3 separate regions of the Homo sapiens genome follow, and regions 1 and 3 are each linked to region 2. The links are chromatin loops, found by intact Hi-C in ENCODE. Cell type or tissue: mammary epithelial cell. All regions are shown on one strand.

Evidence for each region. Hi-C counts contacts between places; a loop is a spot of excess contacts. Peaks named below come from ENCODE experiments on the same cell type or tissue, not always from the same donor. Only the 100,000 strongest peaks of a DNase experiment are listed, where the experiment ranks them.
Region 1: a loop joins it to region 2, with 9 times the contacts of the local background. A loop is called at or near these places in 102 of 110 quality-filtered maps.
Region 3: it touches region 2 in a loop (13-fold over the local background); 33 of 110 quality-filtered maps call a loop at or near these places.

Annotation. Positions count from the first base shown.
Region 1 is chr19:44,654,172-44,662,171 of GRCh38, forward strand. It overlaps PVR (PVR cell adhesion molecule), which reads left to right. Exons shown (of 8, transcript NM_006505.5): 5 at 3,591-3,739; 6 at 4,571-4,729; 7 at 7,121-7,152; 8 at 7,569-8,000. The coding sequence ends at 7,640. Among named protein-coding and RNA genes, the nearest start is that of MIR4531, 4.4 kb to the left of the region's middle. RefSeq lists an enhancer at 532-591 and a silencer at 2,367-2,567. In mammary epithelial cell, CTCF peaks have their summits at 444 (motif pointing right) and 3,250 (motif pointing left); a DNase peak (open chromatin) is centred at 420.
Region 2 is chr19:44,583,599-44,591,598 of GRCh38, forward strand. No RefSeq gene overlaps it. Among named protein-coding and RNA genes, the nearest start is that of IGSF23, 26 kb to the right of the region's middle. RefSeq lists an enhancer at 5,853-6,352. In mammary epithelial cell, CTCF peaks have their summits at 2,327 (motif pointing left) and 4,830; DNase peaks (open chromatin) are centred at 2,393, 4,443 and 4,983; H3K27ac peaks cover 1,725 bases.
Region 3 is chr19:44,767,458-44,775,457 of GRCh38, forward strand. No RefSeq gene overlaps it. Among named protein-coding and RNA genes, the nearest start is that of CBLC, 6.4 kb to the right of the region's middle. In mammary epithelial cell, a CTCF peak has its summit at 3,384 (motif pointing left); DNase peaks (open chromatin) are centred at 3,284 and 6,934; H3K27ac peaks cover 2,913 bases.

The DNA of each region.
Region 1 (8,000 bases), 71 kb after region 2:
CCTGGGTCTGAGGGAAGAGGGGCTGGGGGTCTGGACCCCTGGGACTGAGAGAGGAGGGGCTGGGCCTGGACCCCTGGGTCTGAGGGAGGAGGGGCTGGGGGGTCTGGACCCCTGGGTCTGAGGGAGGAGAAGCTGGGAGCCTGGACCCCTGGGTCTGAGGCAGGACAGACTGGGGCCTGGACTCCTGGTCTAAGAGAGGAGGGAGATTCAGAAAAGAGAAAAAGAGGAGGTTGACTTCGGGCCCCCAGTGGGGGGCATCTCTGTTTTGACATCTCTGTTTTGCGGTTGAGGCGTTTAGCAGGTGGTTGAATCCTGGCTGGTGGATGCACCTGCTTTTTGGGGTGTGCCTGCTCTGTGCCCGGTACTTCCCCCGAATCCCATGTGACCCCATGCTGTGCACAGTCAGCAGCTGTTGCCCTGCCCAGGTTAAAGACCAGCCACGAGAGGGCAGAAGCGGCCCTTGAATCAGCGCTCGGCTCCAAAGCTGGTCCTCCGCCTCTTGGCCAAGCTTGTCTAACCTGCAGGCCACATCATTTGTAAACTTTCTTAAAACATTATGAGACTTTTTTTTTGCGAATTTTTTTAGCTCATTAGCTATTGTTAGTGTTAGTGTATTTTATGTATGGCCCAGGACAGTTCTTCTTCTTCCAATGTGGCCCGGGGAAGCCAAAAGATTGGACACCCCCACTCTAGACTGTAACCACCTCACCGTCACCTTGTGTAACCTACTTGGTTATCTCTGGATGGAGCAAGTACTATATATCCCCATTGTCTAGATGAGAAAGTTGAGGCTCACAGCAATAAGATTTCCCCAGATTCACACTGAGGCTGAGATCAAGAGCAAGGTAAGAAAAAGGCAAAGAGATAATACATAATTTTATAATACATAATTTTACATAAATTACATAATTTTACTGAACCGCCCTTTTTTTTTAAAGAAGGGGCTCTGTTGCCGAGGCTGGAGTGCAGTGGCGTGATCATAGCTCACTGCAGCCTGGACCTCCCTGGGCTCAGGTGATCCTCCCACCTCAGCCTCCTGAGTAGCTGGGACTACAGGCACACGCCACCACACTCAGCTAATTTTGTTGTATTTTTTTTGCAGAGACAGGGTTTTGCCACATTGCCCAGGCTGGTCTGCAACTCCTGGGCTCAAGCAATCAACCCACCTCAGCCTCCTAAAGTGCTGGGATTACAGGCGTGAGCCACCTCGCCCAGCCTTAGGTCTTTTTCCTTATTACAAAAATAACTTGTGTCCACTGTAGAAATATCAAACAATTTAGTTATGAGCAAAAAGAAGAAAGTAGTGCCTATAGTTCAAGTGTACCCAGCCACCTCCAGAAATACCCAGTGACCCCTTATTATACATCCTGTCTTTTTTCTCTCTGTTTCTAAACAAAGACTGGAATTATGCTGTACATATAATTTTGAACCTTTTCGTCTGTCTTGTGAATACCTTTCCATGTCAAAGCACATAGATCCACAACTCCATTTTCCCCCACGTTGTATTAGGAAGACTGTCAAACATACAGAAAAATCATAGGAATTTTCCAGTGAACACTTAAGATTCCACCACGTGGATTCCCCTGCTAACATTTTACTGTGCTTGCTTTATCACGTTTCTGTGATTCCTTCAGTCCCTCTATTCATCCATCAATCATATTATGCATTTCAGAGCACCCCCAGCTCTCCTGCTTTTTTTTTTTTTTTTTTTTTTTTGAGGCAGGGCCTCACTCTGTTGCTCAGGCTGTAGTGCCGTGGCACAATCACAGCTCACTGCAGCCTTGAATTCCTGGGCTCAAGCGATCCTCCAGCTTCAGCCTCCCAGATAGCTGGGACTACAGGCACACACCACCACGCCTGGCTAACCTGGCCCCTTTTTTAGTGTTGCTGGGATTCCACCACTTTAAAAAAAAAATTCAAAGAATAGAGACAGGATCTCACTATGTTGCCCAGGCTGGTCTTGAACTCCTGTACTCAAGCAGTCATCTCACCTGGGCCTCCCAAAGGGCAGGGAAGGGATTCCAACATATGTGGATGTCATCAGTTATTTAACCAGTCCCTAGTAGAGGACACAGATGTCATTTTCCATTTTCAACTCTGCAAATGCCATGGTGGTGTCCATCCCCACTGGTCACTTGTCAGCAGTTGTCCGTGGAAGGAATTGCCGGTCAAAGGTTTTCAACTGGTGTGATGGTGCCTTTACTGTCCTGCCTCAAAGCACCGCAATTCAGGCTCTTGAGCCAGATAGCTGCGTTTGCATCCCAGCTCTGCGGAGCACCCAAAGCCTGATGCTTCCATCTCCTCCACCTCTGTTCATTAAACCAGTGTTCCTTGACTACTTACTGTGTGCCGGGTGCAATTAACCAACATACGTTGGTCGATAAAACAGACCAAATTTCCTCCCCATATAGAGCTTCCATTCTAGTGGTGAAAGAAACAAGAAGCAAGATAAAGTGTGTAGTGTGTGTGCAATGGTGATAAATACCATGGAGAAGACAAAGCAGAGAAGGGAATGGGACTGGGCGCCATGACTCATACCTGTAATCCCAGCACTTTGGGAGGCAGAGATGGGAGGATCACTTGAGGCTAGGAGTTCAAGACCAGCCTGGCCAACATGGCGAAACCCCATCTCTACCAAAAAAGATACAAAAATTGGCCGGGTGTGGTGGCATGCACCTGTAGTCCCAGCTACTCAGGAGGCTGAGGTGGGAAGATTCCATGCACCCAGGAGGTGGAGGTTGCAGTGAGTCAAGATGGTGCCACTGCACTCCAGCCTGGGTGACAGAGTGAGACGCTGTCTCAAAAAAATAATAATTAAATAAATTAAAGAGAAGGGGATGGGAAGGGTGATCATCACAGTTGAAATAGGGTGGCCAAGTGAGGTGTTACTAAGGTGACATCCCAGCAGAGGCCTGAAGGAGATGAGGGTGAGCTCTGCGGGTGCCTAGGGGGAAAGCATTCCAGCAGAGGGAACAGCATGGGCAAACCCATTTCTATCCATCAGTCCCTGCATAAGCAAACACCCTGGACACCTAACTGGAGAGTTTGAGGACCAACAAAGAGGCCACTGTGGATGCAGAGGCGGGAGCAAAGGGGAGAGTAATGGAAAACGTGGGCAGAGGTAGCAGGGGCCAGATCACGTGGGGCCTGTGACACCAGAAGACTTCGGTTTAACTCTGAGCCAGGCTAGGCCCCCAGAGGGTACTGAGCTGAGGTATGGGAACTGACTTAGGGTTCACAGGCGACCTCTGGTGGCCATGTGGGGAACAGACGAGGGGGCGAGGGCAGAAACGGAGCCCAGCGTGGAGGCGGCTGCTGGGGGCCGGGATGCACAGCGCCAGAGCAGGGAGGTACCGTGGAAGCCCTGAGGAGAGGTGGGATTCTGGATGGATCTTAAGGCGGGGCCGACATGATTGGCTAATGGGTTGGGTGTGGGCATGAGAGGAAGGGAAGAGTTGGGGGGCCTCCAGAGTTGCTCTCCGCTTATGCTATAGAGGGCGTGAGGGTTTCTGGGCACGTAGTGCGTGCTCAATCACTGTCACTCCGGACCTGCAGCAGAGGCCACCTCCTCACCTTTCTGTCTCTCCCAGGACCATGGGTCCCCTGCCACCCTTTGCTGTGGCCCAGGGCGCCCAGCTCCTGATCCGTCCTGTGGACAAACCAATCAACACAACTTTAATCTGCAACGTCACCAATGCCCTAGGAGCTCGCCAGGCAGAACTGACCGTCCAGGTCAAAGGTGAGGAACTCCCTGGGTGGGAAGAACAGGGACCAAAGGAAGAGGTCGAGGCAGGGTTCCCTGTCTAATGCTCTCTGGCTCCCATCCTTCTCCTAAGCCTTCTCACAAAAGGACCAGTGGGGCCAGCTTTACTCCCCTGTTAACTCCATACCTATATCACTGGTACCGTTGTTCAGCTGCCTGGATACACTCCCTCCACACACACAGGTTGGGATAGATGTGGAATCCCTCTCTCTCAGGGACTCAGGCCTTTCCAAATATATTAGGCAGACCTCTATCAATTGCAATTGACAGAAACACAAAGTAGTCTAAGCAAAAAAAACCAAACAAAACAGGACTTTATTGAAAATTCACCTTCAGGTATGGTTAGATCCAGGGGCTCCAACCTTGTAACCCAGGAACTTTTATTTTATACATCTCTTGTCTCTGCTTTTCGTTATACTGGCTTTATTCTCAGGCAGGCTCTGAAGCAAGATGGCCCTCGGCAGGGACAGGCTCACATTCTACCAGAATGGCAACAGCAGGAGAAAAAACATACCACTTTCAGTAACTGTAGCCATAGTCCCAGGGCTGGCTCTCATTGGCCCAGCTTAGGCCACAGCCCACCTATGAACCAATCATAGCAGCCAGGGAGAATGGAATATTCTGATTGGCCAGGCCTGTGTCAAAGTCCCATTCTGGGCACCAGAGGGTGGGATCCATTCCACCTGAATTAAATAGACTGAGGCAGTGGAGTGGTGGCTCCCTAAGGAAATTCAAGATGCCATTTCAAGAATGAGGGATAAACCCCAAGAGTTTCCTTACCTAAATACCTGTTTCCTTCTCTTTCAGAGGGACCTCCCAGTGAGCACTCAGGCATGTCCCGTAACGCCATCATCTTCCTGGTTCTGGGAATCCTGGTTTTTCTGATCCTGCTGGGGATCGGGATTTATTTCTATTGGTCCAAATGTTCCCGTGAGGTCCTTTGGCACTGTCATCTGTGTCCCTCGAGTGAGCATCACCAGAGCTGCCGTAATTGAGCACCTACTACGGGCTCTGTGCTGAGTCCTTCCAGTGTGCCTCTCACTGAATCCTCACCCCACTGCCATGAGGTTTCCCCCATTTGACTGATGAGGGTGCAGAGCCAGGGAGCCTTGTTCACTGGTTCATTGATTACATTTACAAATATTATTTACAGAGTGGGAGAAGAGCGTATAGGGTCTTAATGCCATGGTAGGGACTTTGGAATTTAATTCAGGTGATGTGGGAGTCCCTGCCAGATGGATGGAGGGTGAAATAATGCTTAAGCCCTCAGCCTTACTCCATCTGCCTTGTTCAGGAGTGACTCCTAGGAGGAGGTGGCAGGAACTGGCACCTCTGATCCTCAGCTCTAAAAGGGTCTGATGCTTTCACACCTCAAGAGATTTGCACAGGCCGTTCCCCTGCCTGGAGCACCCTCCCATGGCTCCTTCTGGAGAAGTGTGCCAGCTCATTCTGTAATCAGAGGAACGATGCTTTGCTGAGCACTGTCTACATGCCACTTTGTATGTATAACCCCCTCGATTTTAATTTTTAATTTTTTTTATTATTTATGTATTTATTTATTTATTTTTGAGACAGGCTCTCACTGTCGCCCAGGCTGGAGTGCAGTGGTGCGATCTCGGCTCACTGTAGCCTTCACCTCCCAGGTTCAAGCGATTCTCATGCCTCAGCCTCCCAAGGAGCGGGGATTACAGGCACGCACTACTATGCCCAGCAATTTTTGTATTTTTAGGAGAGACAGCGTTTCGCCATGTTGGCCAGGCTGGTCTCAAACCCCTGGTCTCCTGTGATCCACCCGCCTCAGCCTCCCAAAGTGCTGGGATTACAGGCATGAGCCACCACACCTGGCCTGTACAATCTCCTTGAATGCCCACAACCACCCAGCAAAGTGGTTCTCCCGTGAGCCCCATGTTACAGAGGAGGAAGTATTTGCTTTGAGAGATGAAGTTACCTGCCAATGGTCAAACAGCTGGACATGGTTGTTGGGGAGAAGAAGCCAGATCTTTGACTACCAAGCTTTTCCTTCAACCACTAAACAAAGCTGCTCCCTTACAACCCAGGCGGATACTGCCTCGTCCAGGAAGCCCTCCCTGACCCCCAAGCATGAGCCAAGCATCCACTAGGCTCTCCCACTCCAGCCTTGCCCATTCTGGGTCATCACCGTGGGGGACTTGTTTGTCATCCCCAGTGGACTGTGAGCCCCAAGATAGCAGACCTGAGGCTGTCACTGTCATGACTGTGTCCCCAGGACCGCCTACCACTGGGCCGGGCATAAAAGAGGCACTCGAGGAAGTGTTTGCTGAGTGATTCAATGTGTCAGCTCCAGAGCCAGACTGCCTGTATCTGGGCCCTAAAGCTACTGCTTGATTAGTGATGTCACCATAGGCAAATAGCTTAAGCTGTATGACTCAGTTTCCTCATCTGTAAAATGGGGTGATGGTACCTAATAATACAGTAGAGCACTTAACACAGTAGGTGGCACATGGTAAGCCACATACTGAGTATGTATTTGCTATGATTGTTATTGCTATTATTACTATTATTGTTATTATTAACATAAACTGCACAAGAGCAGGCTTTTTGTTTGTTTGTTTGTGTTTTGTTTTGAGACAAGATCTTGCTCTGTTGCCCAGACTGGAGTAGTGCAGTGATGTGATCTTGGCTCACTGCAGCCTCAACCTCCCAGGCTCAGGTGATTCTCCCACCTCAGCCTCTCGAGTAGCTGGGATTATAGGCGTGCACTCCCACGCCTGGCTAATTTTTTATATTTTTAGTAGAGATGGAGTTTCGTTGTGTTGCCCAAGCTGGTCTCAAACTCCTAGACTCCAGCAATCCGCCCACCTCAGCCTCCCAGAGTGCTGGAATTATAGGTGTGAGCCACCACGCCTGGCCAAGAGCAGGCATTTTTATCTGTTTTGTTCACAGCTGTGTCCCCAGCACCTAGAATGTACCTGGCACAAAGTAGACATTCACCATTTGCTGAATAATACTACTATTTGCTAAATAAACCCCTGTTGAATAGTCTAGGAAACTGAACACAGAGAGGTTAAGTCACTTGTCCAAGTTCACACAGCTCCTAAAGGACAGAGATGGAATTTGAACCCATCCATCTGGTTCCAGAGCCAGGCTCGATATTTATGGATATTTCATAACCAAGTGAATAACTGGATGGCTAAATCCTTAGAAAGCACACCCTCCATCCCTGTCTGACACACGTGTATACCATTAAGGGAAATGGCACCCCCATGTAATAGCAGAGGCAGAACTTGACATTTTCAGGGCCCTGACACCCAGGCATGTCTTCTTCCCATGCTTCCCAGCATTATTCCTTCCTGACGACTTCCCCTCCTATTTCCCCAGGTACAGAGCATGCCAGCGCCTCAGCTAATGGGGTAAGTGCAGTGTTGGAGCTAAGGAGGGTGTGGGGTCTGCACGAACTACAGACCAGACGTCTTCAGATGCCCACGGCCCGGCCTCAGGAGCCTGGGTCTTTTCTCCTGGTGCCTCGAGCAGCATTTCCCAACCCTTCCTGCTGGGCGGAATCCCCTGTAGAGTTTGCTAAGACGCAGCCCCAGACAGTCTGGTCTGTGATGGGGCCAGGGAATCTGCATTTTAATATCCGCTCTCTCCCCCCTGCCCCACGCCCCTTCAATTCCACCCATGGCCACACCTTGAGAAGCACTGCCCTGGCTTCCAGGGAGAGAGGAGGGGACGGGCCTGCAGTTCTTTGCACATGGGGCTTCAGTGGGAAGATGTTTGATTTTGTTCAAAAGAGCCCCAAGGCTAAAATTTGAAAACCCTCTTCTAGCATGTCTCCTATTCAGCTGTGAGCAGAGAGAACAGCTCTTCCCAGGATCCACAGACAGAGGGCACAAGGTGACAGCGTCGGGACTGAGAGGGGAGAGAGACTGGAGCTGGCAAGGACGTGGGCCTCCAGAGTTGGACCCGACCCCAATGGATGAAGACCCCCTCCAAAGAGACCAGCCTCCCTCCCTGTGCCAGACCTCAAAACGACGGGGGCAGGTGCAAGTTCATAGGTCTCCAAGACCACCCTCCTTTCATTTGCTAGAAGGACTCACTAGACTCAGGAAAGCTGTTAGGCTCACAGTTACAGTTTATTACAGTAAAAGGACAGAGATTAAGATCAGCAAAGGGAGGAGGTGCACAGCACACGTTCCACGACAGATGAGGCGACGGCTTCCATCTGCCCTCTCCCAGTGGAGCCATATAGGCAGCACCT
Region 2 (8,000 bases):
CCACCTTGGGATACGAATGTTTATATGTACATGGAGCAAAAAAAAAGTGAAATATTAATTATATCCAGCAACAGGAAAGAGAACTGTTATAAACACTGTTCAAGTATTTGGTGGCCATTCACTGGCACTGGCTTGTACCCCTGCTGAGCTTGGGGGACAAGGAGCCACAGTGCGGAGCTTTGGGCGTCCCAGTCCACACTTCTGCCTCTGCACTCTCTTATTCCCGTGTGTGTGTATCCCTCTGTTGTAACACCCTAGCTCTCAGCAAGTGACAGGAAAGAGTCTAAAAGGCAAAGTTAGGGACAGGACAGGACCCTGCACCTGTGTTAATCACACCCCTTCACCCTCCAACAGGGCAGAAGCAACTCTCAATGCTATACTGCCTGTCCTAGCTTTGGCTGCCGTTTTTTTTGTTTTGTTTTTGTTTTTGTTTTTGTTTTTGTTTTTTGAGGCGGAGTCTTGCTCTGTTGCCCAGGCTGGAGTGCAATGGCTCGATCTTGGCTCACTGCAACCTCTGCCTCCTGGGGTCAAGCAGTTCTCCTACCTCAGCCTCCCGAGTAGCTGGGACTACAGGCGCCTGCCACCATACCCAGCTAATTTTTGTATTTTTAGTAGAGATGGGGTTTCACCATGCTGGCCAGGCTGATCCCAAACTCCTGACCTCATGATCTGCCCACCTTGGCCTCCCAAAGTGCTGGGATTACAGGCATGAGCCACAGCGCCCAGGCTGACTGCTGTTTTTTAGGCTCCCTGTGGTGGTGGGGAGTGTAGGGGTTGGTCAGGTAATGCTAATGGAAAAGAAGGGCAGACCCCAAATCTCTCCCCACCCGTGGCACCAGTCTTTCTACAATGGGAATGCTCCCACCCACGACTTCACCCTCATCCAGAACCCAACCACCTTCTGTTGCCTCATTAGTCCTGCTTCCAGCTTCTGAGGCATCTCCAGGGCTAGTGCAGGGGAAAGAGCCAGCAGAAAGGCCTGGACTGCCGTGATGCATTTTACCTTGTTTGTAGACATGGACTGAAAAGCTGCAAGACCAGCAATTATAAATGAGAATACCAGCTAACCTGTGAGTGGTTACTCTGTACCAGGCACTTTGCTAGGCATGCCACATACATGATCTCCTTTAATAACATAACCCATGATAACCCATGATAGGCCAGGTGCGGTGGCTCATGGCTGTAATCCTAGCACTTTGGGAGGCTGAGGTGGGTGGATCACCTGAGGTCGGGAGTTCAAGACCAGCCTGGCCAACATGGCAAAACCCCATCTCTACTAAAAATACAAAAAATTAGCCAGGTGTGGTGGCAGGCACCTGTAATCCCAGCTACTCTGGAGGCTGAGGCAGGAGAATCGCTTGAACCCAGGAGGCGGAGGTTGCAGTGAGCCAAGATCACACCAGTGCACTCCAGCCTGGGTGACAGAGCAAGACTCTGTCTCAAAAAAAATAAAATAAAGTGAAGTAACATAACCCATGAAAAACCTATATCGTAATCTCTGTTTTACAAAAGAAGAAACAGATGCTCAGCGAGGTATAGTAATTTGCCAAATGTCACTCTGCTAGAAAATAGCTGAGCCAGAATTCAAACCCAGAGCTTGTACTTTGAAGCATTTCCAATTTGCTCTTTGAACCAATTTGGAGGCTTTCATTTCTGGAAGCCAGGCTGTTGACAGCTTTCACTTCTTATACTTTTTCCCACCTAGAAAGGTCTGGCTGGGTGCAGACCAAATATGATTCTGGTGTCAATTTGAACAGACTGAACTCAAGTCCACATGGACCCTTCAGGATGGTCCAACTGGGAGAAGCCCTGAGGGTCACACAGAAGGGCCTCTCCACCTTCAACAAGTCTCCTGAGGATGAGGGCAGTGCACTTACCACTCAGCAAAGCCACACATGCATCCTCATTAGAGGGGCACCCTCTCTGCTGGAGAACCGGCAAGTCTCAAAATTGGGGCTTAGTCCAGGAGGGTTCTTGCCTTTGCCCAGGAAAGAATTCAAGGGTGAGCTGGTGGCGTTAGACAGCAATCTTTTATTGCACAGTACTGCTCCTTGCAGAGCAGGGCTATCTCATAGGTAATGTGCTCAGAGCAGGCAAGGTAGGGACTGTTGCCAACTGTATTTATACCCACTTATACCAACTTTCACTTACATGCAAATTAAGGGGTAGGTCAATGCAAATCGAGAGGTGGGTCATTTAGAATTTTCTAGGAAAATGGTGGTAAATTCCGGGTGATTTCCACACATTTGTAAACTGTCATGGCTCTGGTGAGAATGTCTTGTGCTAATGCACAATGAGGGCAGCTAAGGATTGCTTTTGTTGCCATCTGCTGGTTCCTGCCAGTTTTTTCATTCTGTCCCTTCAGGACTGAGAAATAAGTCCTGCCAACCTATCTCCTACCTCATCTTTTCCTCAGCCCAGTCGGGGATGGTGGGTGACTAAGAACCAGACTGGTTGGAAAAACATGCTGTGATTTAAACCTGTAATCTCATTCTGGATTTTTATAGCAGACAAGCCAGTTGGACATGCCCAGTCTTTTTGCCATAAAACCCCAATGTGCAAGGGAGACCAGACCAACTCCATTCTAGCTGAGGAGCCCCTGGCTGGGCTGCCTCTGGTCCATATTTTGCATCTCCTTATATCAAGTCTGAGCATTGTCTTCCAACCCACGGAGTTCTTGAATGATGGAGCCCAGCCTCTTGATGGGTATTGGCACTCAAGCTGGGCTCCTGGGAACCCCACATGGCCGCACCCCTCTCCCATGATGGGGGAGAATCTCCTCCCTGGACCCTCCCTGTGGGGGCATCAGAATCTCTGGGGCAGCAACAGGGCTGGAAGAGAAGCCTGGACTTCTCCAGAAACTGTGTCTGTATGGCCAGCACATGTTTTCACTTCCCATGGGTATTTATATGAGTGAAGGGCAGATATAGAGTATTAAGAGAATAAGGATCCTAAAAGCCTCCTTGGAGTCACCAAGGTCCTCCACAGTCCCTACAACCTTTAACTCCTCAGCTCCCCTCACCCAGGGAAATTCCAGTCAAATAGACTGAACCACACAAGTGGCCAAATAATTTCAGGGAAGTTTAAACCCCTTTCAGATGCGCTAGTTGATCATATCTTGCCAGTTATCCTCAAGCTCCCCAAGCCTTCCAGCCACCTCCAATAACTTCATAGAAACCACTGGTTGCTAATGATCACGGAGTCCTGGACTCCTTTGAAAATGCATTGAAAGTTGTGTGATCCTGGACTGAAGCTTCAGGCCCTTCCTCAGAATATGCAGATGTATGCACAATGCTTCACACAATGTCAGGGATCCTTTCCAAGGAAATTTACACCCAGACATATCATCATCCAACTGTGGAAAATCAAACACAAAGAAAAATCTCGAAAGCATCCAGAGAAAACTAAACACATCACTTATACCAAAACAACAATTCAGATGATGGCAGATTTCTCATCAGGAACCATAGTGGCCAGAAGAAAGTGGCACTTTTTTTTTAAGTGAAAGCAAATTTATTAAGAAAGAAAAGGAATAGGCCAGGTGCAGTGGCTCATGCCTGTAATCCCAGCACTTTGGGAGGCCAAGGCAGTGGCTCACGCTTGTAATCCCAGCACTTTGGGAGGCCAAGGCTTGAGGCCAGGAGTTTGAGAGCAGCCTGGGTAACATGGGGAAACCTTGTCTCTACAAAAAATACAAAAATTAGCTGAGCATGGTGGTGCATGCCTGTAATCCCAGACACTTGGGAGGCTAAGGCATGAGAATCAGGAGGCAGAGGTTGCAGCGAGTCAAGATTTGCCACTGTACTCCAGCCTGGGCCACAGAGCAAGACTGTCTCAAAAAAGAAAGAAGAAAGAAAGAGAGGAAGAAAGGAAAAAAGAAAAGAAAGAAAGAAAGAGAGAAACGAAGAAAGAGAGAGAAAGAGAAAGAAAGAAAGAAAGAAAGAAAGAAAGAAAGAAAGAAAGAAAGAAAGAAAGGAAGGAAGGAAGGAAGGAAGGAAGGAGGGAAGGAAGGAGAGAGAGAGAAAGAAAGAAAAGAAAGAGAAAGAAGAAAGAGGAAGAGAGAGAGAGAGAAAGAAAGAAAGGAAGGAAGGAAGGAGGGAAGGAAGGAGAGAGAGAAAGAAAGAAAGAAAAGAAAGAAAGAGAAAGAAGAAAGAGAAAGAAAGAGAGAAAAGGAATAAAAGAATGGCTACTCTATAGGCAGAGCAATGGCATGGGCTGCTCAACTGAGTACACTTACAGTTACTTCTTGATTATATGCCAAACAAAGGGTGGATTATTCATGAATTTTCCTGGAAAGGGGTGGGCAATTCCTGGAACTGAGGGTTCCTCCCCTTTTTAGACCATATAAGGTAAGTGCTAGATGTTGCCATGGCATTTCTAAACTGTCATGGTGCTTGTGGGCATATCTTTTAGCATGCTAATGTATTATAATTAGCACATAAGGAGCAATGAGCATGACCAGAGGTCACTTTTGTCGCCATCTTGGTTTTGGTGGGTTTGGCTGGCTTCTTTACCACATCCTGTTTCATCAGCAAAGTCTTTATGACCTGTATCTTGGTGGCACATTTTTTAAGTGCTGAAAGGAAAACAACTGTCAACCCAGAATTCTGAATCAAGTGAAAGCATTCTTTAGGTTTAGGAGTGAAGGTGAACATTGAGGTTAGCTCGGTTTCACCTTGAATATGTCTTAAATCCCCTATGCATGCAGTGAATGTGGTTTTATACATAAAATGTTGTACAGCAGTAGCTGTATGCATACTTACAGTGTGTACAGAGATGCTCAGTACCCAACAGGACAAATCTGCAAAATACAGCTTCACCATTGAGCCATAGATGGAGCTGCTGCCTCAAATTAGAGCTGTATTTCCACCTGTTTCTATAGTTAAAATTTCATAAATTAAATGTGTGTATGATGCAAGTCTACTGCAATTCCTTTACTAGAGAGAAGTTGCAAGAACCAATGATCCCTGTTTCTTTATATTCATGCCCTCATCTAATTCCTTCCCCCTGAGTGTGGGCTGTACCTAGTGACTCATTTCTAATGAATGAAGTACAGCAGAAAGTGATGGCTGTCACTTCTCAGATTGGGTTACAAAATGGCTGTTGCTTCTATTTTCAACTTCTCTCTCACTCTGTCTTGAATCACTTTCTGAGGGGAAAGCTACCTGCCAGTAGCAAACACCATCTGAGTGAGCTTGGGAGCAGAACAATCACCCCATACCCTCATCCCAAGTTGAGCTTTTGAATGACACTGCAGCCCCCGTCCAGTAGCTTGATCGCATCAGAGGGAAAAGACCTGGCTAAGCTGAGCCCAGATTCTTGACTCAAAGAGACTATGAGATAACAAATGTTTTATTGTCTTAAGCCACTACATTTTGGAGTAATTAGTCATACATCAATAAATAACTAATGCAGGTGGCCTTCTGGGACACAGAGGAGGATGGAGAAGGTTGAATATCAGAGAGCAGATCTTGGGGACAAAAACACAGAGTCCTCATCACAGGTTATCATGCGAGCCCAGAAAACAAGCATCTAACATCTCATCAATAATATGTTCCCACACACCACCAATACTTTTACCAAAAAAAGTACTAATAGCTAATATTTCAGTTTGTATTTTCTAAAATTGACTCCATATGGCTTTCCTTTGGTGGAAAAGGAAAAAGAAAATTTGTCTCTGTCATTAACTTAATGTGATGTGTCAAATTTTATTTTATTTTATTTTATTTATTTTTTGGAGCAGGGTCTCACTCTGTCACCCAGGCTGGAGTGCAGTGGTGCAATCTCAGCTCACTGCAACTTCTGCCTCCTGGGTTCAAGCAATTCTCATGCCTCACCCTCCTGAGTAGCTGAGATTACAGGCACACACCACCATGCCCAGGTCATTTTTTTTGTATTTTCAGTAGAGACAGGGTTTTACCATGTTGGCCAGGCTCGTCTCAAACTCCTGACCTCAAATGATCCACCCACCTCAGCCTCCCAAAGTGCTGGGATTACAGGCATGAGCCACCACGCCTGGCCAATGTGTCAAATTTTAGATGAGGACACAGAGAACAGGACAGAGGACCTGAACTTTAATAATCATTCTCATATCAAATATGGAAACCACGTTGTTACGGTTTAAATGCTTGTCTCCTTCAAAATTCATGTTGAAACTTAATAGGCAATGTGGCAGTATAGAAAGGTGGGACCTTTAGGGGGCGATTGGGTCATGCAGGTTCTGCTCTGATGAATGGATTAATCCATTCATGGGTTAATGGGTTAATGAATTAATAGGTTATTATGAGAGTGGCATTAGTAGCCTATAAGAAGAGGAAGAGAGACCTGAGCTAGCATGGCCCCTTGTCATGTGATGCCCTGCACTCTATAGACTGCAGAGAGTCCACACCAGCAAGAAGGCTCTCACGAGATGTGGCCCCTTAACCTTGGACTTCTCAGCTTCCATGACTGTAAGAAATAAGTTCCTTTTCTTTATAAATTACACAGTTTCAGATATTATGTTATAAGCAACAATTAGAAAATCTTTAAATCCACCTGGGACCTGGAAGCCCCCTCTGCGGCTTCAAGATGTCCTGCCTTTCTGAGCTAAACCAATGTATACCTTACATGTATCAATTTATGTCTTTGCCTATAATTTCTGTCTCCCTAAAATGTATAAAACTAAGCTATAACCCAACCACCTGGGCACGTGTTCTCAAGACTTCCTGAGGCTGTGTCATGGATCATGATCCTTAACCATGGCAAAATAAAATTCTAAATTGATTGAGACCTGTCTTAGATACTTTTTGGTTTGCAGCTGCAACCAAATGTCAGCCAGAGTTGCTGTCTCATCTGAGGCTCAACTCGGGAAGGATCTGCTTGGAAACCAGGGCGTTGGTAAGGGAGTAGACCACCCTTCATATTGTCTTATGTCCAATTTCTCCCTCCAAAGAAAGAAGAAGTAAAAACTAAAAGGCAGAAATGAAATCCACAGGCAGACAGCCCGGCACCACACCCTGGGCCTGGTAGTTAAAGATCGACCCCTGACCTAACCAGTTATGTTATCTACAGATTCCAGACATTGTATGGAAAAGCATTGTGAAAATCCCTGTCCTGTTCTGTTCTGTTCTGATTACCGGTACATGCAGCCCCCAGTCACATACCCCCTGCTTACTCAATCGATCACAACTCTCTCACACGGACCTCCTTGGAGTTGTAAGCCCTTAAAAGGGACAGGAATTGCTCATTAGGGGAGCTCAGTTTTTGGAGACGTGAGTCTTGCCAAAGCTACTGGCTGAATAAAGCCCTTCCTTCTTTAAGTCAGTGTCTGAGGGGTTTTGTCTGTAGCTTGTTCTGCTACATTGGCAGCATTCAATTGCTAACTGGTTGTAGGACTGAGGATCTCCATTTCTTGCTGGATTTTGCCCACATGGGCCTCCCAACATGACCACTTGTTTCCTCAAAGCCAGCAAGGGAGAGAGTCTCCTGGAAAGATGACTCTATGTTACAGAATTGCCAGAGGTGTTCAGACCAGAGCAACTAACACAGGAGACAGAAATTATTTAGGCAGATAGTGAGGGCAAAAGAGCTCTCAGCAGAACTTCCCTTCTAACAAAAAGTAGCCCAAGAAATCATTTTTCCTAACAAAGAGCAGCCTGAAAAATCGGGCTGCAAACATAAATAAGGAAGCTAGAAGCTTGCATGGGGGAGAGCCAGCAGCTGCACCAATAGAAAAGGGCTACCTGGGAGGGGAACATCACATACTCGGACCTGTCAGGAGGTGGGGGGATGGCGGGGAGAGCATTAGGACAAATACCTAATGTATGCGGGGCTTAAAACCTAGATGACGGGTTGATAGGTACAGCAAATCACCATGGCACATGTATACCTATGTAACAAACCTGCATGTTCTGCACTGTCATGCACGTCCATGTGAAGTGACCACCAAACAGGCTTTGTGTGAGCAATAAAGCTTTTTAATCAGCTGGGTGCAGGCAGACTGAATCCAAAAAAGGAGTCAG
Region 3 (8,000 bases), 180 kb after region 2:
TGTGGTCCAAAATGGCTGCTCCAGCTCCCACCATCACATCCACATTCCAACCACTGGGAAGAAGAAACAAAAGTCAATCGCATGCCCCTACCTTTAAAGCTACAACCCAGAAGTCATACACATCATACACATCACATCCTATTTGGCCAGAATTTAGTCACATGACCACACCTATCACAACAGAGGCTGGGAAATGTGGTTTTATCTGGGCAGCATGTACCCAGCCAAAATTCAGGGGTTCTGCTACAAAAGGAAGAGGAGAGAATGGTTATTGAGGGGCCGCACATGTATCTGTCACAACCAGGGCTCTGCCACCAAATGACTAAATGACTCAAGGTGAAGTGACTTCACCACACTGAGCCTCAGTTTCCTCACCTGTAAGAAGGGAATCCCCCCGACCCCTTGGGGTTGATGGGTTGTTGGGCATTTAATGAGAGTGTGAGTGTCAGGCACTTAGCCCAGGACCTGGCCCATCATCAGTCTGGAGTGTGTTGGAAGTCCTCTTGTGCTTGTGGGTCTAGGCTGTGGGTGATGTGGCTTTTCGTGTATGAGAAACCGTCCCGGGGCTTGAGAGCTGAACCCAGCACTGAACTTTATAAGTAACTTCTCTAAAACAAGGGATCTGGCCTCTGTACACATGGAAATCCCCACTCAGCCTCCTAGACCTTGGGACTAGGCACATGTCCTTCCACAGTCTTCCCCCTTCCGCTGGAGAAAGGCAGACTCCAAAGATGGAGGAAGGGTCCTGCTTGGGGTCTCCAGCCTCCCAGCCTTCACAGAATTAAGCACTCATAGCCTGGCCAACATGGTGAAACCCCGTCTGTTCTAAAAATACAAAAATGTGCTGGATATGGTGGCACACATCTGTAGTCCCAGCTACTAGGGAGACTGAAGTGGGAGGATTGCTTGAACCTGGGAGGGGGAGGTTGCAGTGAGCCAAGATCGTGCCACTGCACTCCAGCCTGGGTGACAGAAAAATAATAATAATAATTCAATCACTCACCCCTCAACTTCCAAAGCTCCTCATGGGTGACAGTCCCAGCATTCCGGGGACAGCTCTAACGCCAGAAGTCATACCTTCAATGCATTTCTCGGGGCTCCACTCGCTTGTCCTCACCACATTGAGTAAACCCAGAAAGACAGAGGACATCTCTCCTAGATGCGTGTGTGAAATCTGCCAGATTCTAAATGCCTGGGACATTCCAAAAAGTGACTTTAAGAGCATTGGCCGGGCACAGTGGCTCACACCTGTAATCCCAACCCTTTGGGAGGCTGAGGTGGGAGGACAGACTGAGCCCTGGAGTTCAAGACCATCCTGGGCAACATGGGTAGACCCCGGCTCTAACCCCGAACATGGTGGCACGTGCCTGCAGTCCCAGATACTCAGAAGGCTGAGGTGGGAGGATCGCTTAAGCCCAGGAGGTTGAGGCTGCAGTGAGCTGTGACCATGCCACTGCACTCCAGCCTGAGTGACAGCGAGAGACTTTGCCTCAAACACACACACACAGAGTCAGGGGACGGTGGCTTACACCTGTAATCCCAGCACTTTGGGAGGCCAAGGTGAGTGGATTGGCCAGGAGTTCAAGACCAGCCTGGGCAACATGGCAAAATCCCATCTCTACAAAAATTAGCCAGGTATGGTGGCACCCACCAACTTGAGAGGCTGAGGTAGAAGGATTGCTTGAACCCAGAGGCAGAGGTTGCAGTGAGCTGTGATTCAGCCACTGCACTCCAGCCTGGGCGACAGAGGGAGACTGTCTCAAAAAACAAAAAGAAAAAAAAAGAGTGTGAGAGGTAAACAGAACACATCTTTTCTTTTTTTCATTGTTTGTTTGTTTTTTGAGACGGAGTCTCGCTCTGTCGCCCAGGCTGGAGTGCAGTGGCGTGATCTCAGCTCACTGCAAGCTCCGCCTCCTGGGTTCATGCCATTCCCCTGCCTCAGCCTCCCAAGTAGCTGGGACTACAGGCGCCCGCCACCACGCCCGGATAATTTTTTATATTTTTAGTAGAGATGGGGTTTCACCGTGTTAGCCAGGATGGTCTCGATCTCCTGACTTCATGATCCGCCCGCCTCGGCCTCCCAAAGTGCTGGGATTATAGGCATGAGCCACCGCGCAGCCGAACACATCTGTTCTTTAAGTGTGTTTTCAGACCTTCACATAAGCCAGACTTTTACTTTATAGAAAGGGAAACTGTGGCCCAGGGATGGAAGAGACTGACTTGGTGAATCGATAGGTCTGGGATTCCATGATTCACCATAACCAACCGACCAAATCTGTCAGCATTCTTGGGACAACCAGCATCGTGTGCCTCCTGATATCATGTACAGAGAAGGACACAGCATCACTTCTGTAACACTCCTGCCACCAGAATCTAATCACAAGGAAACATCACACAAACCCAAATCAAGGAGACCTTCTCCAAAAGAACTAGCCTATAATCTTCAAAAATGTCAATTCCATGAAAAACAAAGAAAGGCCAAGGAACCGTACCAGACTGAAGGAAACCGAAGAGATGAAAACTTTTTGCTATGACAGATAGTTTGGGGACAGCTGGCAATTTGCATACAGGCTGCACTGTTGGATACTACTGTCACTGAGAAATGTACACTGCTCCTCTGTACTGTGGTGGTGTAAGAGAACGTCCTTACACTTGGAAATGCAACTGAAGCATTTAGAGGCAAAGGGACGTAATGTCTGAAACTATTCTTGCAACTTCTCTGTAACTTTAAAATAATTTCAAAAGAAAAACAAATGATTTCAAAGTAAAAGTCATGGTTTAAGAGTCTGTGATTTTGGCCAGGCGCGGTGGCTCTCGCCTGTAATCCCAGCACTTTGGGAGGCCGAGGCGGGCAGATCACTTGAAGTCAGGAGTTCGAGACCAGCCTGGCCAACATGGTGAAACTCCGTCTCTACTAAAAATACAAAAAATTAGCCAGGTGTGGTGAGATGCGCCTGTAATACCAGCTACTCGGGAGCGTGAGGCACGAGAATCGCTTGAACCCGGGAGGCGGAGGTTGCAGTGACTAGAGTTCGCGCTACTGCACTCCAGCCTGGGCGACAGAGCGAGACTCAGTCTCAAAAAAAAAAAAAAAGAAAAGAAAAGTCTATGGTTTAAGGTTCTGTGTTTCCGAGTATCTCTAAGTCTGTGCATGCATTTGTGGTCAGAGTCTGGGGAGCTGGGGGCGTGAATGGGCTGCTTCAGACACTGCTTTGAGGGTGTGACCAGGACCTGAGGGTGTGGTTAAGGTGTAGGGGTGGGGCTAGGCCCTTGGGGGTGGGACCACAGTCCCAGAGGCGTGGCCAGGGCCTCGAAGGTATGGCCATAGTTTGAGGCGTGGCCGAGAAACTCCGTTCCCAAGGGAGGTGGTAACTCTGTGCTCAGAGCGCCCTCTTGTGGCTATCCTCAGGTCTCCACTTTTTATTCAATAGCTTTATTTCGTTTTATTTTTTTCAACTTTCATTTTAGATTCAGGGAGTACATGTGCAGGCTTGTTACCTGGGTATATTGCATGATGCTGAGGTTTGGGGTACGACTGATCCCGTCACCCAGGTACTGAGCATAGTACCCAACAGTTTTTCAACCCTTGCCCCCTCCCTTCTTCCCTCCCCACTTTAGCAGTCCCCAGTTTCTATTGTTGCCATCTTTATGTCCCTGAGTACTCAACGTTTAGCTCCCACTTACAAGTAAGAATGAGCGGTATTTGGCTTTTTCATCCAGCCTAACTGTTTTATTGAGATATAATGTGTATACCATACAATTTACCTCTTTAAAGTGTACAATTCTGGCCGGGCGCAGTGGCTCATGCCTGTAATCCCACCACTTTGGGAGGCCGAGGTGGGAGAATTACTTGAACTCAGGAGTTCAAGACCAGCCTGGGCAACACAGAGAGACCTCGTCTCTATAAAAATAAAAATAAAATTTTAAAAAGTGTACAATTCAGTGACTTTAGTATATTCACAAAATAGTGCAATTATCACCAGACTTTTTTTTTTTTTTTTTTTTTTGAGATGGAGTCTAGCTCTGTCGCCCAGGCTGGAGTGCAATGGTTCAGTCTCAGCTCACTGCAACCTCTGCCTCCCAGGTTCATGCCATTCTCCTGTCTCAGCCTCCCGAGTAGCTAGGATTACAGGTGCATGCCGCCATGCCCGGCTAATTTTTTATACTTTAGTAGAGACAGGGTTTCACTGTGTTGCCCAGGCTAGTCTCGAACTCCTGAGCTCAAGCAATCCACCTGCCTCAGCATCCCAAAGTGCTGGGATTACAGGCGTGAGCCACCATGCCTGCCTCACCAGATTCTATTTTAAAACAGTTGTTCACCCCAAAAAGAAACCTCATACCCATTAGTAGTCACTCCCTATTTCCCCTCAACACCCTTCCAGCTCTAGACAACCCATAACATACTCTCCCTTTTTTGTATTTTTGGACATAACATAGTTGTACATATTGTGGGGGTACATGTGATGTTTTGATACATGTATACAATGTGCAATGATGAAATCAGGGTAACTGGGATATCCATCACCTCGTTTATCTTTTCTTTGTGTTTAGAACATCACAATTATTCTCTTGTAGCTTTTTTTTTTTTTTTTTTTTTTTTTTGAGATGGAGTCTCGCACCGTCGCCCAGGCTGGAGTGCAGTGGCGCGATCTCAGCTCAATGCAAGCTCCGCCTCCCGAGTTCACGCCATTCTCTGCCTCAGCCTCCAGACTAGCTGGGACTACAGGCGCCCGCCACCAGGCCCGGCTAATTTTTTGTATATTTAGTAGAGACGTGGGTAACACGGTAAGACGTAGTAACACGGGGTTTCACCGTGTTAGCCAGGATGGTCTTGTTCTCCTGACCTCGTGATCCACCCGCCTCTGCCTCCCAAAGTGCTGGGATTACAGGCGTGAGCTACTGCGGCCGGCCCCCCCACCTTTTTTTTTTTTTTTGAGATGGAATCTTGCTCTGTCACCCAAGTTGGAGTGCAACGGCACTATCTCAGCTCACTGAAACCTCCACCTCCCGGGATCAAGAGATTCTCCTGCCTTAGCCTCCCGAGTAGCTGGGATTACAGGCGCATCTCACTGCGGCTGGCTAATTTTTGTTTTTTAGTAGAGAGGGGGTTTTACCATGTTGCCCAGGCTGGTCTCGAACTCCTGACCTCAGGTGATCTGCCTGCCCTGGCCTCCCAAAGTGCTGGGATTACAGCTGTGATCTGCCCAGGCTGGCCAGTGACTGGCTTCTTTCACTTAGCATTATGTTTTTTTTGAGATACTTCATTCCTATTAGCAGGGAGTGACATGCACCTGTGGTCCCAGCTACTCAGGAGGCTGAGGCAGGAGGATTGCTTGAGCCCGGAAGATCGAAGATGCAGTGAGCTGAGATTGTGCCACTGCGCTCCACTCTGGGAGACAGCACAAGACCCTATCTCAAAACAAACAAACAAACAAAAAATCATTCCTTTTAATGGCCAAAGAATTTTCCGTTGTATGAGCAGACCACATTTTGATTATCCATTCTTCAACTGATGGACATTTAGGTTGTTTCCACAAGTCTTTGGGTAGATATATGCTTCCAATTCTCTGGGATATATATATACGTAGGAATGCTCTAGCCCTGTGTTTAACATTTTGGGGAGCTGCCAAACTGTTTTCCAAAGCAGCTGCACCATTTTACATTCCCACCAACAGCGTAGAGGGTTCCAATTATTTCTCCATATCCTTGCCAACACTTGTGATTGTCTGTCTTGTTTATGACAGTCATCGTAGTGGGTGTGAAGCAGCATTCACTGTGGTTTTGATGTTCATTTCCTTAGTGGATCACATTGTGGAGCATCTTTTCATGTCATTCACTTCATTTGTATCCACTTTGAGTCAAATCTGGAAAAAGAGTTATTATAGTTGCAAAGTGGATACAAAAAAACCTGTCAAATCTAGGAAAAGAGTTCATATAGTTGCAGATTTTTTTTCTTTTTTAGACAAGATCTCACTGGGTCATCCAGGCTGGAGTACAGCAACACAATCATAGCTCACTGAAGCCTCAAACTCCTGGGCTCCAGCAATCCTCCCACCTCAGCCTCCCGAGTAGCTGGGACCACAGGCAGCATCCCAGCATGCCCAGTTTTTTTTTGTTGTTGTTGTTCTTTGTTTTTGTCTTTTTCAGACGGAGTCTCGCGCTGTCGCCCAGGCTGGAGTGCAGTGGCATGATCTTGGCTCACTGCAGCCTCCGACTCCTGGGTTCAAGCGATTCTCCTGCCTCAGCTTCCTGAGTAGCTACGATTACAGGTGCGTGCCACCATACCCAGCTAAGTTTTGTATTTTTCATAGAGATGGGGTTTCACCATGTTGGTCAGGCTGGTCTCGAACTCCTGAGCTCATGATCCGCCTGCCTTGGCCTCCCAAAGTGCTGGGATTACATGCGTGAGCCACTGCACCCAACCATTTTTGGTTTTTTGGTTTTGCTTTGTTTTGTTTTTGTTTTTGTTTGTAGAGACAGGGCCTTGCTATGTTGCCAGGTTGGTCTCAAACTCCTGGCTTCAACCGATCCTCCCACATCAGCCTCCCAAAGTGACAGGATTACAGGCGTGAGCACCACCCCTCTTCCAGCTTGTGGTGTTCACTGGTAATCTTTGGTGTTGTTTGGCTTATAGATGCATCACTCCAATCTCTCTGCCGCCATCGTCATATGTTGTGTGTGTGTGTGTGTGTGTGTGTGTGTGTGTGTGCACCTGTAACTGTATCCAAATTTCCTTTTCATAAGGATATCAGTCAGATTTAGGACCCACCCTAATCCAGTAGAAACTTATCCTGATCTGATTACATTTGCAAAGACCTTATTTCCATATAGGGTCACATTCATAAATTCCAGTGAACATGAACTTGGTGGGGAGGGGAATGATTCAACCCAGGCCACTCATTATTATGTGTTTATGACACACACTGTTGGTATTTGTGTCCAGTTCATTCACCTTAATTGCTGCGCAAGAGTTTATTGTGAGAGTACACCACAATTTATGTCAGGCTGCTGGTGGTGAACACCCACCTTGTTGCCAATTTCCTCCACTTCCAACAAGAATGCAATTAACATCCCTGAACATGTCTCTTGGAGTTTCTTAGGGCAGTATCTTTCAAACGGCCAAACAAGATCCATTAGTGGGTTGTGAAATCAATTTAGTGGGTTATAAACAATTTTTCCTTTAATGAAATGGAATTAAATAGAAGCTATTAGAGTGCATGCTCATAGTCGGAGTGAGAGCTCTTCTGTGAAACTTTTGCTTCAGGTGTCTATAGCTGTATTAATGTCCAGCAAAAGTGTTTACAAGCCACAGCTCTGAAAGAGGTAACTGGACAAATGACCTGTCCATTTGTCCAAAGGTCTCGTGGATGCTGCCAAATTGCTCTGCAATGTAGTTTGTCCATTTGCACTCAGAGCAGCTCCTTGCCAATACTTGCCAGTCAACACTTTGAACTTTTTCAGGCTAATGGGTTTTCATCCTGTTTTGTTTTTTGTTTTGTTTTGTTTTGTTTTGTTTTGTTTTTTGAGACAGTCTCGCTCTGTCGCCCAGGCTGTAGTGCAGCAGCATGATCTCAGCTCACTGCAACCTCTTCCCCCCGCCGGGTTCAAGCGATTCTCCTACCTCTGCCTCACAAGTAACTGGGATTACAGGCACACCACTATGCCCAGCTAATTTTTGTATTATTTTAATTATTTATTTATTTATTTTTATTTATTTATTTTTGAGATGGAGTCTCACTCTGTCACCCAGGCTGGAGTGCAGTGCTGCAGTGTTGGCTCACTGCAACCTCTGCCTCCTGGATTCAAGCGATTCTCCCGCCTCAGCCTCCTGAGTAGCTGGGACTGCAGGCACGCAACACCATGCCCAGCTAATTTTTGTATTTTGAGAAAGGGGGTTTTGCCATGTTGGCCAGGCTAGTCTCCAACTTCTAACCTCAAGTGATCCACCCACCTCAGCCTCCAAAAGTGCTGGGATTACAGGCATGAGCAACTGTGCCCAG